Regions from separate parts of the Homo sapiens genome. Here region 1 is linked to region 2. The links are chromatin loops, found by intact Hi-C in ENCODE. Cell type or tissue: ascending aorta. All regions are shown on one strand. Links, peaks and the distances in the headings refer to the core of each region. The heading gives the core; the rest is flanking DNA. Region 1 overlaps ANKRD6 (ankyrin repeat domain 6). Region 2 overlaps ANKRD6 (ankyrin repeat domain 6).

Evidence for each region. A loop is a pair of places that touch in the nucleus more often than their neighbours do. Peaks named below come from ENCODE experiments on the same cell type or tissue, not always from the same donor. Only the 100,000 strongest peaks of a DNase experiment are listed, where the experiment ranks them.
Region 1: it touches region 2 in a loop (4-fold over the local background); 2 of 110 quality-filtered maps call a loop at or near these places.

What each region holds. Positions count from the first base shown.
Region 1 is chr6:89,478,756-89,487,091 of GRCh38, forward strand. The region is part of intron 1 of ANKRD6 (ankyrin repeat domain 6); the gene reads left to right. Among named protein-coding and RNA genes, the nearest start is that of ANKRD6, 50 kb to the left of the region's middle. In ascending aorta, for the core only: a CTCF peak has its summit at 3,236; a DNase peak (open chromatin) is centred at 4,506; H3K4me3 peaks cover 1,986 bases; H3K27ac peaks cover 4,092 bases.
Region 2 is chr6:89,593,797-89,602,132 of GRCh38, forward strand. It overlaps ANKRD6 (ankyrin repeat domain 6), which reads left to right. Exons shown (of 16, transcript NM_001242809.2): 3 at 2,120-2,218. Among named protein-coding and RNA genes, the nearest start is that of MDN1-AS1, 41 kb to the right of the region's middle. In ascending aorta, for the core only: a CTCF peak has its summit at 4,356; a DNase peak (open chromatin) is centred at 4,425; H3K4me3 peaks cover 568 bases; H3K27ac peaks cover 3,835 bases.

The sequences.
Region 1 (8,336 bases), core at 108-8,107, 110 kb before region 2:
CAAAAAAAAAAAAAAAGAGGAAAAATACTTAATTAAAAAAAAAATTTTTTTAAAAGAAATGAGACATACATAGAAGGAATATGAGGTGAAGAGACATAGAGAAGATGGCCATTTACAAGCTAAGAAGAGGGGCCTGAAAAGATGTTTCCCTCACAGCCCTCGGAAGTAGCCTACCCTGCTGACACCTTTATTTCAGATTTCTAGCATCCAGAACTGTGAGACAGTAAGTCTCTGTTGTTTAAGCCACCCAGTTTACATAATGCAGACATTTGGATGAATATTTACTTTGTGCTAGGCATTGCACTAGGTTTAGGAATACTAAGTCAAAGAAGTCAAGTTCTCTGTCTCGAAGGTACCTAGATTGGCATGTGCATAAAGAACCCTGGGGTTGTGCAATTTTGGGCGATAAACAGGGCATCATGGGAGGCTAGGTTAGGCAAGGGTCAGGGAAGATTTCCCGGGGATGTATCACTTGAGCTGAATTTTGAAGAACCACTGGGAGCTTACTTAACTATTTTTCTGTTATTGGACACTAGGATGTTTCCGGTTATTCATTTTTACAAATGAGAACTTCCCTGTGTTTTTGGATTATTTCTTTAGGATAGATTCTCAGCAACGTACCACTACTGAGACAAGAATATGAAACCAGAAACATCATTTGAAGGCAGCATAATATTCTACCAGATGGAGCTTTCCTGGCTCATTGAATCATCTTCTTTTATTGGATAGCAGTCCCCCTAATGTTCTGTTTCCAGTGTTTTGTTATTATAAATAGTGCTGTAGCATACATTTTTTGCATAAAGCCTTTTTCCATAATTAGAATTATTTCTTTTTTTATTTTTTATTTTTATTTATTTATTTATTTATTTATTTATTATTATTATACTTTAAGTTTTAGGGTACTTGTGCACAATGTGCAGGTTAGTTACATATGTATACATGTGCCATGCTGGTGTGCTGCACCCATTAACTCATCATTTAACATTAGGTATATCTCCTAATGCTATCCCTCCCGCCTCCCCTAGAATTGTTTCTTTAGTGATTGAATCATAGAAATAGAATTACAGTATGAAAAAGGTTTACTTACTTTTCAAAAATACTGACATTCTCAGTAATAATCAAGTGAAATTTATTAACAAATTAATTTGATTTATTATAGTCTTTATATTGTTTGGGGTGTGTTAAAACAGTTTAATACTTCCTGCTTTTAAAGACTGAAACTTTCCTAGAAAGTAAAGTTTGGTTTGTATCACGTGTGATGAAGAACCCCTTTTCTTTAAGTTCCTCCTCCACCTAAAAGAAACTTGCTTTATAAAGGGCACAATACTGTCACAAACTTGCCCACACAATTTCTGTGCTGGTTTCTCACCAGCTGGTGTGTATATTGCATCGGCCTCTGTTCATACTCTCCTAGATTGTTGTCTGTCTGAAAGGTAACTATCCCAGAAGATCAGCCTTCCAAGTGAGCTATTTCTGTTCTATTTTGTGTGTCTTTCAAAATGACTCCTGCATTCTCCACCAGACTCAAAATCCCATTTATGTTGGCAGCATATCTACTGTAATAGAGTAACAGAGAACTGCAGTTATGGTGACACATGGGAATAGGGGCGCATGAAGGAGCCAGGTCAGGAATGACAGGGTGCTCTGTCCCAGTGAGGGGAGGGTTTGCCAGCAAGGATTGTATTGTTCCCTTCATCTCAAAAGTGAGTATGAGTACATTTTAGTCACTTAACAAAGTAATAAACATCAAGGGCTACTTATATATTTTGTATATTTTTTATATATTTTATATATTTTTTGTATATTTTGTATATATAGTTTTGTATATTTTTAAAAAAGATATCCTCCTCACTAATTACTTTTTAAAAATTTTACTTTTAAAAATCAGAAAAAAAAAATGCAAAGTTGGCTAGAAATAGTGGCTCATGCCTTGGCACTTTGGGAGGCCAAGGCAGGAGGATCACTTGAGGCCAGGAGTTTGAGACCAGTCTGGGCAACATAGTGAGACCACATCTCTACATTTTTTTTTTGTTTTTTTTTGCTGGGCATGGTGGTGCATGCCTGTAGTTTCAGCTACTTGAGAGGCTGAGGTGGGACGATCACTTGAGCCCAGGAGGTTGAGGCTACAGTGAGCCATCATTGTGCCACAGCACTTCAGCCTGGGTGACAGAGTAAGACCCTGTCTCAAAAAAAAAAAAAATAGAAGAAGAAGAAGAAGCAAAGTTATATGTATTTTAAATATTATAGGAGCACACAATGTAGAAAGTGTAAGTATCCCATAATCCTACCCCACAAAGATAACCCACCATGGTCTGCAGTTTAGGACATATTTCTCTAAATTTTTTCCTTGCATTTAAAAAATACAGTGATGCTCAACTTCGTTAACAAAAAATGAAATACAAAGTAAACAAAAATGAGCATCCCCCACTTTAGCTCTTAAAGATAAAACAAAAACGTAAAAACAGTAGTTATATCCATGTTGGTGGCCACATAGCAAAATGGGTACTCTCATACAATGTTGGTAGGAATATAAATTGGTTCAAATTGAACATCTCAAACCTGAAAATCTGAAATGCTCCAAAATCCAGAAATTTTTGAGTGCCAACATGACGCTCAAAGGAAATGCTTATTGGAGAATTGTAGATTTTGGATTTTGGGATTTGATATGTTCAAAGTATAATACAAATATTCCCCAACCCCCCAAAATTCAAAATCGGAAACACTTCTGATTCTAAGCATTTCAAATTAAAGGATACTCAACCGTATAATCTATTTAGAGGGCAATTTGTCAGTAATGATCAAAATTTTATGTGTAACACATGTCATGTGCATTTCCTCTGTTGACTTTAGAAAAAGAGGAATGTTGATAGCTGTTTTATAATAATGTTATTAGCAATAGTGATCGTGGTAGTGGCAGGAATACTGCTGGTTGTGCTGCTTGCAGTAGTGGTACTGGTGGTACGGCTGGCAGTGCTGGTGGTACTGCTGCTGCTGCTGGTGGTGGTACTGCTGCTGGTGGTGGTACTATTGGCAGTGCTGATACTGTACCACTGATAGCACTGGTACTGGTGGTACTGGTGGTGCTGGTGATTTGAGCATTCACTGCCTTCTACTATGTGATGAAGCTTAACAAAGTCACATCCAAGTCTGCTTTGTACCCAGAACAGTGCCAGAGGGCAGTGTGGGTCAAAGCACCTCTTTTGATTCTCTCATAACATAGACAGAAAGATGAGCTTTCCAGGAGGAAAGATTTTTACCATTGCCCCTCATAAGGTGGAAATAGCTGGTGTCCATCCAAGCCCCTGCTCACACACTCAGAAGGCACTTCCTAGGAACTCCTTCCCCGCCTTTGCTTCTAAGTCCCAGACCAGCAGTGAGATTCTGCCCTTTGAAATATTTATAACATTCAATTCACTATAAAACACTTTGTAAATGTAAGTGCTGTAAGTGGCCCAAATTATATCAGCAGCTTTTTGAGAAATGGGAAAAGGAAAAGGAATTTAAGGGAATGGGATCCAGTGAGCCAACCTTGCTATTTTCAAACCAAAATAAATGGCCGTAGATCTGCATTTTATAATTTCAGAAATGACTAATGCTTGGACTATTTTTGAGCATTATAAGAGTGGCTTCATCCCAGTATAAATCATTCTTTCTACATTACACAGATTATGTTGCTTTTTAAATCAATTTTTTTATTTCATAGTCATTTTGTTTCCAGGTCTAAAAATCCTGAAATTCCTTTCTTAAGGGGGTCCCTTTGTATCAGCCACTAAGGAAGTCATTGAAACCTAACTGGCTTCTCCCAGCACCCACTACGTAGGCTACCCTCTCCCCAGTCCTGCAGGAAAGGCCCCTTGCCCACAAATGCACAGGGGCCGGAATTTTTCATTGTTGGAAATTCTCCCCACCTTGTGTAGATACTGTCTCCATCTAATCATCACTCCTTTGTTCTGCTGTTTGGAACCCCCAGAATAAATCTACTCTTTGTATCCTTCATGTATTGAGGATGGTCATACCCCTACTCCCACCCTCAAATGATTTCTTCCTCATTGGACAGGATTCCTGGAAGTTACCCTCCTGGTTACCTACTCCACTAGGTAGAATAGTACACAGACTGTCTATTCTCCCGAGTCCCCACCAACTTGTTCATAATAATGTATTTCTGATAATGAATCCTAAAATTGAGTTTGTTAACTTGTTTTTGGCACCCACATCACACCATTGTCTCATATTGATCTATAAACAAACCAAAACTCCAGACCAGTTGCTTTTTGAGCCTAAGTGCAAGATGTAACATGCTTCTCTGAAATGTTGTCTTTTTTCCTTTGGGCTCATTCTTTCCAGACCCAGACATCTTTTGGAATTCTGATTCTGTCCAGTGGGTCTTATCTAAAGCATTCCTCTCTCCCAGCACAGTGTCCTTGGATGACTTGAAAAGCCCGCCTGGTAGATTGCTGATGTATTTACTTAGGCCCAGGGCTCTGAAGAGGGTGACAAATCTCTCATAACGAGTTTGCCAAATGCATGCTGGCAGCCCACGGATTCAAGGCTCCTTAGAGAAGGCAGAAGAACAAAACCTAGGGCCTGGCTGTCAGAGGGTGCCACAGCTGCTGGGGTGGAGAATCTGCTGGGGTGGAGGATTGGAAGAGTTTTGGTTTGGCCATTGACATGTAAATGTCAGAGAGGCCTGAGGCTGTTCCCCAGTGGACCCTCCCGCCTTCCCACACAAAGCCCTGGCTCTGTGAGGGCCATGGCTTTGCCTTTGTGAGGCCTGGGCCATCCCAGCTGCAGAGGGAAGTCCCCGTAAGTATTCACTCTTGTAAAACTGTTCCATTTTGCACTGTGGTTGTCGACAGCAAGCTTCTCCCAGCTGCATGGAGTGGGAGTGTTCTCTTTGGAATGCGCTCTTTTCTGGATATAGACATAGGTCCTTTAAAGGTTTTTGAAATGAAAATGAATACTACTAGGTGATTATTAATTTGAATTATGTAAGGAGAGAAACAGAGAGATATATTTGTGCACGTGTATGTGCATTTACAAGAACAAGATTAGCTACAAGGTTCAAAGGACTTTTTGAATTTTACCTGATATTTCTGAAGGATAATTTTATTTTTGGCATTGTGTTTTCTGTAGTCCTCCTCTCTCTCTCTGTCTCTCTCTCTCTCTCTAACCTATTTTGAGACAGAGTCTCGTGCTGTTGCCCAGGCTGGAGTGCAGTGGTGCAATCTTGGCTCACTGCAACCTCTGTCAAGCGCTTCTCGTGCCTCAGTGTCCTGAGTATCTGGGATTACAGGTGTGCCCACCACCATGCCCTGCTAATTTTTGTATTTTTAGTAGAGATGAGGTTTTACCATGTTGGCCAGGCTGGTCTCAAACTCCTGACCTCAGGTGATCCGCCTGCCTCAGCCTCCCAAGGTGCTGGAGTTACAGATGTGAGCCACCGCGGCCGGCCAAGAATGAATATTTTGAAGTGTTTTTTCTTTTTTCCTCTGAAACTTCAGTGTCCTATATTCAATATGTGAATTGTGAAATACGTGATGCGCTTACCACAGGGTAGAGGATATATGTCTTTGTCATGCTGTGGGCTTATTTTTTTTATAAGTCCTTTACTAACTGGCCAGCGATTATTTAAAATATAAATTGAGATTTCATATTCAGAATGAGGAGTACTGGATTGAGTAAGAGGAAAATCTTGATCTTAAAAAATCTTGAAGTAAAAGGTTTTGTTTGGTAAAGTTTTCCCACATAGGACTCACTTCCTTAACTGCTTACAGAGATGGTGCTTTTAAAGAAAACATTTTCTTAATAAAATACAAATGTTTTCAGATCTCTCTGTCTTTGGTACAGATGCCTTTTGCAATATGAGTTCAGTACACAGTGTGCATCCTTAAGCCTTGAATATTCAGATACATTTTTGCTCTTTTAAAAGTAATTACAGTAATAGAATTATGTTTACATTCCAGAATACCCATAATGAGATTGGAAAAAAAAGTTCAAGCAGTCAGTCTTCTATCCAGAAGCCATAAATTCTGTTATTGAGTGTGAAATCTATTCTTAATTTTTAAATGTCTTTTGCTCTAATGAACTTAATTAGTGGAGTTTGGTACAGTGGAAAGAATACTAAACAAAGTGTTTTGAGACGTGGGCTCTATCTCTAGCTACCTAGGTGGCCTTAGGTGAATGTCTTCTGGACCTCAGTGATGGACTGTATCAATGGTTCTCAACTCAGGGGCCCTTGGAAATGTTGAGTGGGAACATGTCAGGTTGCCACACTGTATGGGGGCACTAATGGTTTGGGAACCCTGGATGTTAGGCATCTTGAAATGCCCCAGACTGTCTCACCCAGCCCAATGAAGAATTGGCCCACTCCAAATATCAATGACACCCCTACGAGTAACACTGGACTAGATGATTACTTAGGTTTTTCCTGCTTTGTTACTGTCAAGTTCATAAGTGGAGTATTGGCAAGCATCTAAAATAATGTGATGCCAATACGCTCAGTGTCTGTCTCTCACATTTAGCATTGAACGCTATGTTTTCTGGGGTGAAGTCATACCCAGTAATGCTGGGTCAGGACATGCGGCTGTGGCAACTCAGATTCAGAGCTTTGTTGCTGGGAGAAATCTCTACTGTAAGCACAGAAAATACTGATATGGCTCAAAAGCAGGTGCAGAGCTGGACCTGGGTTTTTTGGTTGGCTTTGGATTATCCTTATATTCTTTCCTCAAAGGGAAGCAGTGGGTTTGTGGCCACATGCTTGCCCCAAGGCCCTGGGCTTTTCTGCTGTAAACAAAGGGCAGCTGCCTCTTCACACTTCTCTGCTGCTTGGTGCTGTCCCATCTGTTGGGAAAGGGGGTCTCTGGAGCCTCCAGTGCTGCCCTGCAAACCCAAATCCGGCTGCCTGTTGTCAGGAACCATCTAGACAACTCTGACGAGGCAGAAGGGGATTTGGTCTGGAAAAAAGATTCCTGGGGTGTCTAAATTTTTTGGTAGGTTGGCATGATTAAATTACTCCTTATTTGATAGTGAAGTGCTGTTAAATGAAAGTCACACAGGAAAGCTTCTCTCTGGATTGTCTTTTTGTAGAAAGCAAAGGTGAGTTATTACTAATCCTCACCAGAAATTTGCTGTGATGTTTGTGCATATATACAACTCTTAATAACTACAGTGTTCTATTACCTGAAGCATGCGTTTTAATTAATGTGTTATTTTCCCTATAAAAATAATTTATTTAAAGAAAATTCAACTAAGAAAAATATCAGTAATAACTACATTTTGATACATATCTTGCCAGTCTTTAAAACATTTTTAAAAAATGGGGTCATAATGTATGATGTTTTACAACTTTCTTTGTTCACTTTGTAATATCTCATGTATTGTTTCTGAGACATATAGTCATGTGTCACATAACAACTTTGTAGCCAGTGACAGACCATCTATAGGAAGGTGGTCCCAAAAGATTATGATGGAGCTTGTGTAGAAACCTGATGTGTGGCACTTGAGATTGGCATTGCAGATCAAGTAGCAGAAATGATTGATATTCAGTAATGGTGCTGGGACATTTGATTATATACATATATGAAAAAATTATATAAATAAAAATATATATACCATCTAGGTTTATGTAAGTACACTCTATGATGTTCTCACATGACAAAATCACCTAACAGTACATTTCTCAGAATGTATCCATGTTTGTAACATGATTGTATTACACAATTTTACATGACTTCTGTCTTAGTTCAGGCTGCTATAACAAAATACCATAGACGGGTGGCTTAAGCAATCAGAAATTTATTTCTGACAGTTCTGAGAGCTGGGACATTTGAGATCAGGGTGTCAGCATGGATTAGTTCTTTTAAAAATTTTTTAAATATATTTTTAATTTTTAATTTTTTTGTAGAGATGGAGTCTCACCATCTTGCCTAGGCTGGTCTCAAACTCCCGGGCTCAAGCGATCTCTTTCCTTGCCCTCCCAAAGTGCTAGAGGTGCGAGCCACCCTGGTTCAGTTCTGTCAATGGCCCTCTTCCTGGTTTCCTTGCCATGTCCTCACATTTGTAGAGCAGAGAGAAAGGAAGCAAGCTCTCTTGTTATCTCTTCTCATAAGGGCACTAATCCCATTGTGAAGGCTTCACCCTCATAACCTAATTACCTCCCCAAAGTCCCATCTCCAAATCACATCACACTGGGGATTAGGGTTTAAACATATGAATTTGGGGTTGGGGGGTGGACACAAACATTCAGTCCATAGCAGCTACTGGTAATTCACTGAAAGGATGGTGCCGAAGAGTACAGGTCCTAGAGTTGGACCCTGTGGGTTCATACCTTAGCCCTG
Region 2 (8,336 bases), core at 19-8,018:
GGAAACATGTTTGCTTGAGAATTTGGAGTTTGGCAGGGCAGTTCTCTAGATAGAAGTTGATTCACATCAAAAAGTGTTATTTCTTCTGGATGTCACCCTTGATGTGGCACCTTGGGAGCCGACATGCTTAGAGCATTTGAAGCGAATGGTCTTCTCTATGACCCAGCAACAGGGCTAAGAAGGCTACTCAGGTGCACAAGGAGAGGAACACGCTGTGTTCTGCAACCTCCTGGCATTAGCCTGGGTGCCCATCAGGAGGAGGATGAGTAAATAATAAGTGAACCAGAACTACATGAATAACATGAAAAACAAATCTCAAAAATACAAGGTTAGACAAAAAATGCCAAATTATATTGTATAGTTGAAAACTATTAGGCCAGGCACAGTGGCTAACGCCTGCAATCTCAGCACTTTGGGAGGCCGAGGCAGGCGGATCACTTGAGCCCAGGAGTTCAAGACCAGCCTAAGCAACATGGTGAAACCCCATCTCTACAAAAAAATAGAAAAAATTGGCTGGGCATGGTGACACATGCCTGTGGTCCCAGCTACTCAGGACACTGAGGTGGGAGGATCGCTTGAGCCAAAAGGTTGAAGCTGCAGTGAGCCATGATCATGCCATTGCACTCCAGCCTGGGCAGCAGAGTGAGACCCTGTCTCAAAGAAAAAAAAAAACAAAGGTTTGAAACAAGCAACACAATGTTTATATATATTGTCTTTGACTATAAACATGTAGTAAAAAATATAATGAAAAGCAAAGGAGTGATGAATACCAAATTTGAGAGAGTGGTTACCTCTGGGGATGGAAGAGAAATGAGACCTGGGAGTTGTTCACGAGGAATGTCAATGATTTATTTTTTTTCTTGAAATGGTTGGTGGTTATGTGAAGTTTAGAATATTACTTATGTTTTTTAGTGGTTGAAATACTTCATAATTTCAGTTTAGTGTTTTTGTTTGTTTGTTTTTTAAGGCAGGGTCTTGCTCTGTTGCCCAGGCTGAAGTGCAGTGGTACAATCACAGTTCACTGCAGCCTTGACCTCCTGGGCTCAAGTGATCCTCACACCTTAGCCTCCTAGGTAGCTGGGACTACAGGCACATGCCACTGTGCCCAGCTAATTTTTAAAAAAGAAAATGTTTTTATAGAGATAGGGTCTCGCTGTGTTGCCCAGGCTGATCGCAAACCCCTGGCATCAAGTGATCCTCCCACTTCAGCCTCCCAAAATGCTGAGATTACAAGTGTGAGCTACTACACCCAGCGTAGAATTTTTTTTTAAAAAGAGGAAGAACCGGCCAGTCATGGTGGCTCATGCCTGTAATCCTAGCACTTCGGGAGGCCAAGGCGGGTGGATCATTTGAGGTCAGGAGTTCAAGACCAGCCTGGCCAACATGGTGAAACCCTGTCTACTTGAAATACAGAAATTAGCTAGGTGGTAGTGGTGTGCACCTGTAATTCCAGCTACTCGGGAGGCTGAGGCAGGAGAATCGCTTGAGCCTGGGTTAGCCTGGCATTAGCCTGGGTGCCCATCAAGAGGATGATGAGTAAATAATAAGTGAACCAGGATGCAGAGGTTGTGGGGAGCCGAGATGGCGTCGCTGCACTGCAGTCTGGGTGAGAGAGTCAGACCCTGTCTCAAAGAAAAAAAAAAAAGGAAGAACCTTTCCTAATCAGTTCAATCAACAGTTTTAATTTTCACCTGTTACTAACTGGACTCCTCTGGGGCTGATGACCATGACATCTTGCTGTTCTCCCACCTCTTGCCCAGGTTCATCATGGCCACTTCATTATTCCTCAGTATTAGCACCAGTGAGAAATTAAGAGAAGGCACAAAACCCCTCGTTTTGCTACTTGATAGTCTGATGAGTGGAGAGTAGAAATAATGCACTAAAGGAAATCTTCACATTTTGAACATATCGTGTTCATTGATTGCAATGACAATAGCCAAGGTTAACTGAGACAAACTTGAATTTTGGTTAACCCATAAGAATCTCCTGCCAATCCAAAGGGGCAGGAGGGAGTGATCATCCGAAAGCCCCTGTGCAAACCTTGCTCTAGGCCCTCTGTCTCCCAAGGGAGTAGCATTGAGGACTTGTTCCGAAATCATTGTTCATTTTGCATTCACAGCATGGCCGGACTCCCCTGCATCTTGCTGCCAATAAGGGCCATCTTCCTGTGGTCCAGATCTTGCTGAAGGCTGGCTGCGACCTTGATGTCCAGGATGATGTGAGTAGAAGCCATCATTCTATCAGGCTGAGTTGGCAGGGGAGGTTTTCTGGCTAGAAATCCACAAAGTGTAAGCTGTGAGATGGGAGGGTAGTAGATGCTCTCGCAGCACATTTTAGCTGCATCTTGGTCTCTGTGGCAGCAAGAACTTCCTCTGGAAGACCTGCTCTGAGGCCCATTCTCAGTAGCAAGTTAGAGTTTGGGAGTGTGGGGTGGTTCTCCATCATGGTTCACTTCCTGTCTATTATTCAAGTGATCACTTCCTCTCTATTGTACAAAATGCCTCAAAGGGGATTTTTGCCTGTGTCCTGTCTCAGCATAAAGAGACACACACATGCACATTAGTGAGTATGGGCAAGACTTGCCGGAAATGTGTGTCAATGACCAAATTTACCATTGGAGAAAAAATGGGGATTAAAAACTTAATTTTTTTCTCATCTTAATTTCTCTTGGTCAGTGAATATGACATGGAAAATGATCTATTCAAGTTGGGGAGTTGGGGGAAGACACAGATCTCATGGAATCTAAGAAAAAGGAGGCCTCCAGAAAGAGTTTACTCTGCCACCATGCTATTATTGAGACATGGCCATCAACCAACTCAGCTCTGAGTCTATTCATTCAGGTTATCTAGAGATGGACTCTGATTGGCTCCTCTGGCATCAAGTGGCCAATCCTGAGTGAGTCAGCAGTGGCTGGGGTGGAGTCACGTAGTACAGTGGGCTGCCCTACTGGGTCTTTGGAGAAGGTGGTTCTCTAAGAAAGGACCATATAAATTGTCCTCCAACAGCTATTAGGAAAAGGTCTTTTGATAATACAGTTGAAAACTATTTTTAGAAATGGTTGCAACACTAATTCATGTAGTAGAACTCTAAGAAATAAGAACTTTTATGGGGAACACAGAATGTTGGAGTGTTTGCACTTATAACCTCTTCCAAATTCACCTTTAATAACTGTAGTTATAGAGTGTGATTCAAATTTCACATCTTCAGATATGCTACAGTGTGGTTTACTAAAGTGCTTCTAGTTTTCTTTGGGTCTGTGTATAATGTCATAAAACTTGGCAAACACACAGTAAGAAGGACAGTACTTGCAAAGAAATAACTATGACTGTTTTATGCATGGGCAGAAGGCCATCCAGTGTCTTTCATAAATCTCTGGTTATATCTGGAACTTGCTGGGTCATCAAAGATGTTATTTTCAAAAAATGTTGATTTAGCTTTAAGCCATTGATTTCTACCTTAGGTCATAATACTTTTTTATTTTCCTGCACTATGGTCATCATAACATTCTCAACTATATCATATCCTTAGATGACAGGAACAAAAATACAAGGAGAGAGAAAAGATTTTGGCCACAGAAAAGGTGGGGAATTGAGTTATTACTGGTGCAAACATGTTGGGATGCATTTGGTCTTCTCTTCGCATAATTAAAGGCTTTGCTTGCCACAGTGGCAAGGCCAAAATGCCAGGCATGCTAACCCATTCCAACTTGACACCCCTGCCTCACATCCTGGGCTCTAAGTATCACTGTGTTCTCATGCAGCAAAAGCCTTGCTAATTTCCTAGAACTGCTGCTGTTTATACCAGGCAAGGTAGGAAGTGAAACAGGCAAGAATTTTCTTAGGTAGCCAAAGTGAGACGTGTCAGCAGAAGAAAAGCCAGCTCTACTTTTAGACAGAGAGAGTCCCTTTTATTTATTGAAGGTATTTTCTTGCATCTTTTCCTTGTCCTAGAGAGACAATGCATATATTGCTTCTCCCAGATAAATTAAAATAAAAATACAACAACAAGAAATAATTGGGAGTGGAGAAGGTAGAATTGACCTTCACTAGTTCTGAAGAAATGCATTTGCCAGCAATATGATCCATGCCTGTTCTCTGTGTATTTACCATGCTGTTGATGACCAGCCTTGAAATACATGCAAGAAATCAAGGAAGAAAACTCTTGATGTGTGTCCTTTAAAGAATCTAGGAGATCAGTTATTTGAAAAAATCTCAGAAGTTACCTGTCTTGGATGGTGGGTAGAAACAGAGAATGTTAATGATATGAAGAATTTACTCCTAACTTCATATTCTACAGATACTGATCTTTATGGCATGGTAAGAACTGAGAATTAGTTGAAGAATGACCTCCAGTGGCCTGGAGTGGGATTATTATGAATTTCAACCTGTGGAAACCAGTTCTTTAGATTATGCAACTCCAGGAGCAAATTCTTTCTTGCTTCCTGCCAATCGTGTCAACTCTCATTGGAGCGCTAATGCCATCTCTGATTGGTCAATGAGCAATCACATAGCTCCCGCCTCAGAAATAGTCCAGGATGCTGTGGCCACAGTGAAAGCCATGAAAGAAGACAAAAATAAGAAAAACCACAGAGGGAAGGTTAGGAAGGACCCTAGAAGATCAGAGAGAGAAAAAGAGGTCAGCAACTTGCTTTACACACCTAACCTGTCTTGAGCTTCCTTGCAGTATGTCTGCCTGTGCCACATGGGGGTGTTTCCTCTTGAAGAGGCGCACACTGCACCCTTGCATGACTGAAATCTGCCAACACTACACTCACTCTTTTTCACCATGTAGGAAAGAAAAATAACAGTATTTCAAAACAAAGATTTAGACCTTATAGGCACCAAAGCTCTTAAAATCCCAAAGTGAGAAACACTGTCTCAGAAAAACTGAGAGCTGGCAGTTCACGTACTTCGCAAATGGGTCAACATGTTCCAAATCAAAGTGCCAAACTGCAAGGTTGCAGGCCCTTCAGGTTTCCAGCTACAGCATCTTTCCTTCTGCTTCTTGTAGTTAATCATTCAACAAATGCTTTTGGGGCAGCTCTAGTGGCTATGCTTTACTTTATGAAAGAGGCAGTCCCAACCCCACAGATGCATCTGACCTTTTCTGAGGCTCGTCCTAAGGTTAATGACTTCACAGGTTGGAAGCAGCTTGGGGTGAGTGCAAAGAGCCTTGACAATTTGATTTCTGGTCCAAGCATGCTGTCCTAGGCTTATCAATAAAATGAGAGAATTAGACATCAATAAAATGAGAGAATTAGACTTGGCACACAGTAGGGAGTCAATAAATATTCAGTCCGGGCCTGGTGGCTCACACCTGTAATCCCAGTGCTTTGCGTGGCTATGGAGGAAGGATTGCTTGAACCCAGGAGTTGGAGACCAGCCTGGGCAACATGGCAAAACTCCATCTCTACAAAAAATAAAAAAATTAGCTGGACATGGTGGCAAATGCCTGTGGTCCCAGCTACTCAGGAGGCTGAAGTGGGAAGATTGATTGAGCCTGGGAGGTGGAGGTTGCAGTGAGCTGAGATCATGCCACTGCACTCTAGCATAGGTGACAGAGTGAGACCCTGTCTCAAAATGAGTGGATGTTCACCAAATAGATAATTCAGTAAACACTGTTGAGAGTGCTCTACCTTTTCCCAGCATTTAAGAATTTCATGATTGACTTAGGTAGGTATCATATGCAAGTAAGAATTATGTCAAAGTAGCCACTTGTATGTATTGAGGCCACATCTTGTTTCTTCGTGTCATTTCAAGGAGGAAATGTTTCAATGGTAAATTTTAATCTTATAGGAGGAAAGAGTCCATTTGTAGATAACTGACCCTGTTTCAACTGAGGGCCTCAAGGTACTAAATTGTTTGTGTTGTATTCTAGGGAAGAATAGATCCAAGATGATAACCTGAGGCAGCTATTGTTTACATGTTTCATGTCTCTCACCTCAGAGCCTTTAATTCTCATCTTGGTTACTTGAGAAGGGTGGGTTTTTCAAAGCCTGAGAAAGCGTATTGCCCAGTCCTCCAGAACCATTCCAGCTAGTGTCAGCACAGCTAGCAGTACAGCCAAGGACAGCCACTTTTGGTAGGGAGAGTCCGAGCCTGGCCTGACAGCAGTGTTTATCTGACCCGGGCTCTCGGTGAGGTCTCTGTCTGAGAGGACGGCTGGAGGGGGAGCTGTGGCCTGGAAACAGGCAGGACAGCCAAAAGGTCCCCCAGAGGAAGGGGTGTGCAGGACCTTTGCCAGCAGCTTAGGACACTATGTGTTCTCGCCGCAACCTCACACAAGTCATTAGATTTCCTTGAGTCTTGCTAGTCTGGAAATGTCCTCCCAAGGTCTGAACTGAAAGTTAGATTGAGCTGCTTGCATTGAGCTAGAGTTTCACAAAGGAAAATTTTCTCAAAGGAAGCAAATACAGTAGATTGATGATGAAAGCAAGTAATAAATAACTTGGTGCCATTCCGGCTCCAAAGATACCTCAACTCATAATTTAGAGGGCAGCTTGTGAAACATGACAAAAAATATTTGACCTAAACCAAGGCTTAGGTTAGTCTGTGCCGTACCATCCAGTGAAGGCCCTTCGTGAAATAATTTGTACAGCAAGAGTGGCTAACACGACCCATATGCTCAGGGCTTGTTGCTCATACTTCATGAACAATACAGAGTGATAAGCTTTGTCCTGGAAAAAGTTGTTTTTATTGGTCCAAAGAGCACTAGAGTGTAAGTAGTTTGTGGTTATATTAAAAAGCCTGTAAGAAGTGGAAATCTAACCAAGTCAGCACTACCCTGAAAGCGTGAGCTGCAGTCGCGTGGTTCTTGCTAAGAAGGGCACTGTCTTTCTTAGCAGGTCAGTAATCATCATTGCACTGGAGGCCTATTTTGGGAAATTCCGTCACCATTCTGATAGAGAAATGGGAAGTCTTGGAAATCTTACGGAAATTTTAAAAAGTTGAGACGTGGGGCCAGGCACGGTGGCTCGCGCCTGTAATCCCAACACTTTGGGAGGTGGAGGTGGGCAGATCACTTGAGGCCAGGAGTTCAAGTCCAGCCTGGCCAACATGGTGACACCTTATGTCTACTAAAAATATAAAAAAAAAATTAGGCATGGTGGCAAGTGTCTGTAATCCCAGCTACTCTGGAGGCTGAGGCAGAAGAATCGCTTGAACCTGGGAGGCAGAGGTTGCAGTGAACCAAGATGGCACCACTGCACTCCAGCCTGGGCGACAGGGCGAGACTCTGTCTCTAAACAAAAACAAAAAGTTGAGACTTGGGCAGTATCTCATATGATTACTAGTTTCCTTGTCTAGAACTGCTTTCTAAGAGGTCTGAGGTAGACAGCGCAAATGGCACAGCCTACCTCCTGCAGCCACTGACCCAGCGGCCACATTCTTTTTTTAACCACTGCAAGGGTTCTCTTTGAATAAGGGGTCTGGGAAGGTGGATGAGAAGAAAATCAGCCTGAACCTAACTGATAACAGGAATAATAGTTTAGGATGCTGAAGGGGGGAGGTCGGTGGTGGCAGTGCTGAGGACAGTGATCTGTCCTCAGTGTCCTGACCCCCCCTCACTGCAGAAATTCCTTACCTTCCACAAATGAACAGTGGGAAGAGAGTCTGTGACAGGGACAGTCCTGTTACTGGGGTATTGTTTCTGCTCAGACTTCTAATAAGTAGCGGTTTTTCCTGATGCTAAAAGTTATCCGTGTTAAATATAAAAAGCTGGAAAATATTAAAAAGTATAAAAAGTTAAAAGAGAAAAATCCTTTCATGGATTTTTAAAGGGAGACTTTTTAATTTTAAGAAAGCAATTTTGAGTTTTAACTAGGATTTTTTATTGTAATAAAATATACATAGCATTAAATTTACTGTCTGAACATATTTACGTATACGGTTCAGTGGCATTAAGTACACTCACATTGTTGTGCAACCATCACCACCATCTATCTTTAGAACTTTGTTTCAGATTACATGTTTTTAATGTGCATTGTTTGTTACAGATCTGGGGAGTTTAGTAAGTAGAATCAGTATTTCGTTAAGGTTGTTTATAGGTAGCAGTGCATCCTTCTTTTAAAAAATCTGTTTTATCTTATGATGGCCTCTGTCCTCTTTTGGGCCAAGCACCAGGGACGCCCCAGAATGTTTTCTTTGCCCCTCTGGTGCTCTGCCAGGAAACTTCACAAAACTCTGACCAGCCACATCATAGAATCCAAGAAGGCAATGGAGGGACCCTGGGATCATCCAGGGTGACACACCTGAGGTCCAGCAGGGTGACAGGCTTCTAGCAAGCCATGCACAGCCCAGGCCTCCTGACCCCTTGTCTCGTGCTCATTGCTTTCCACC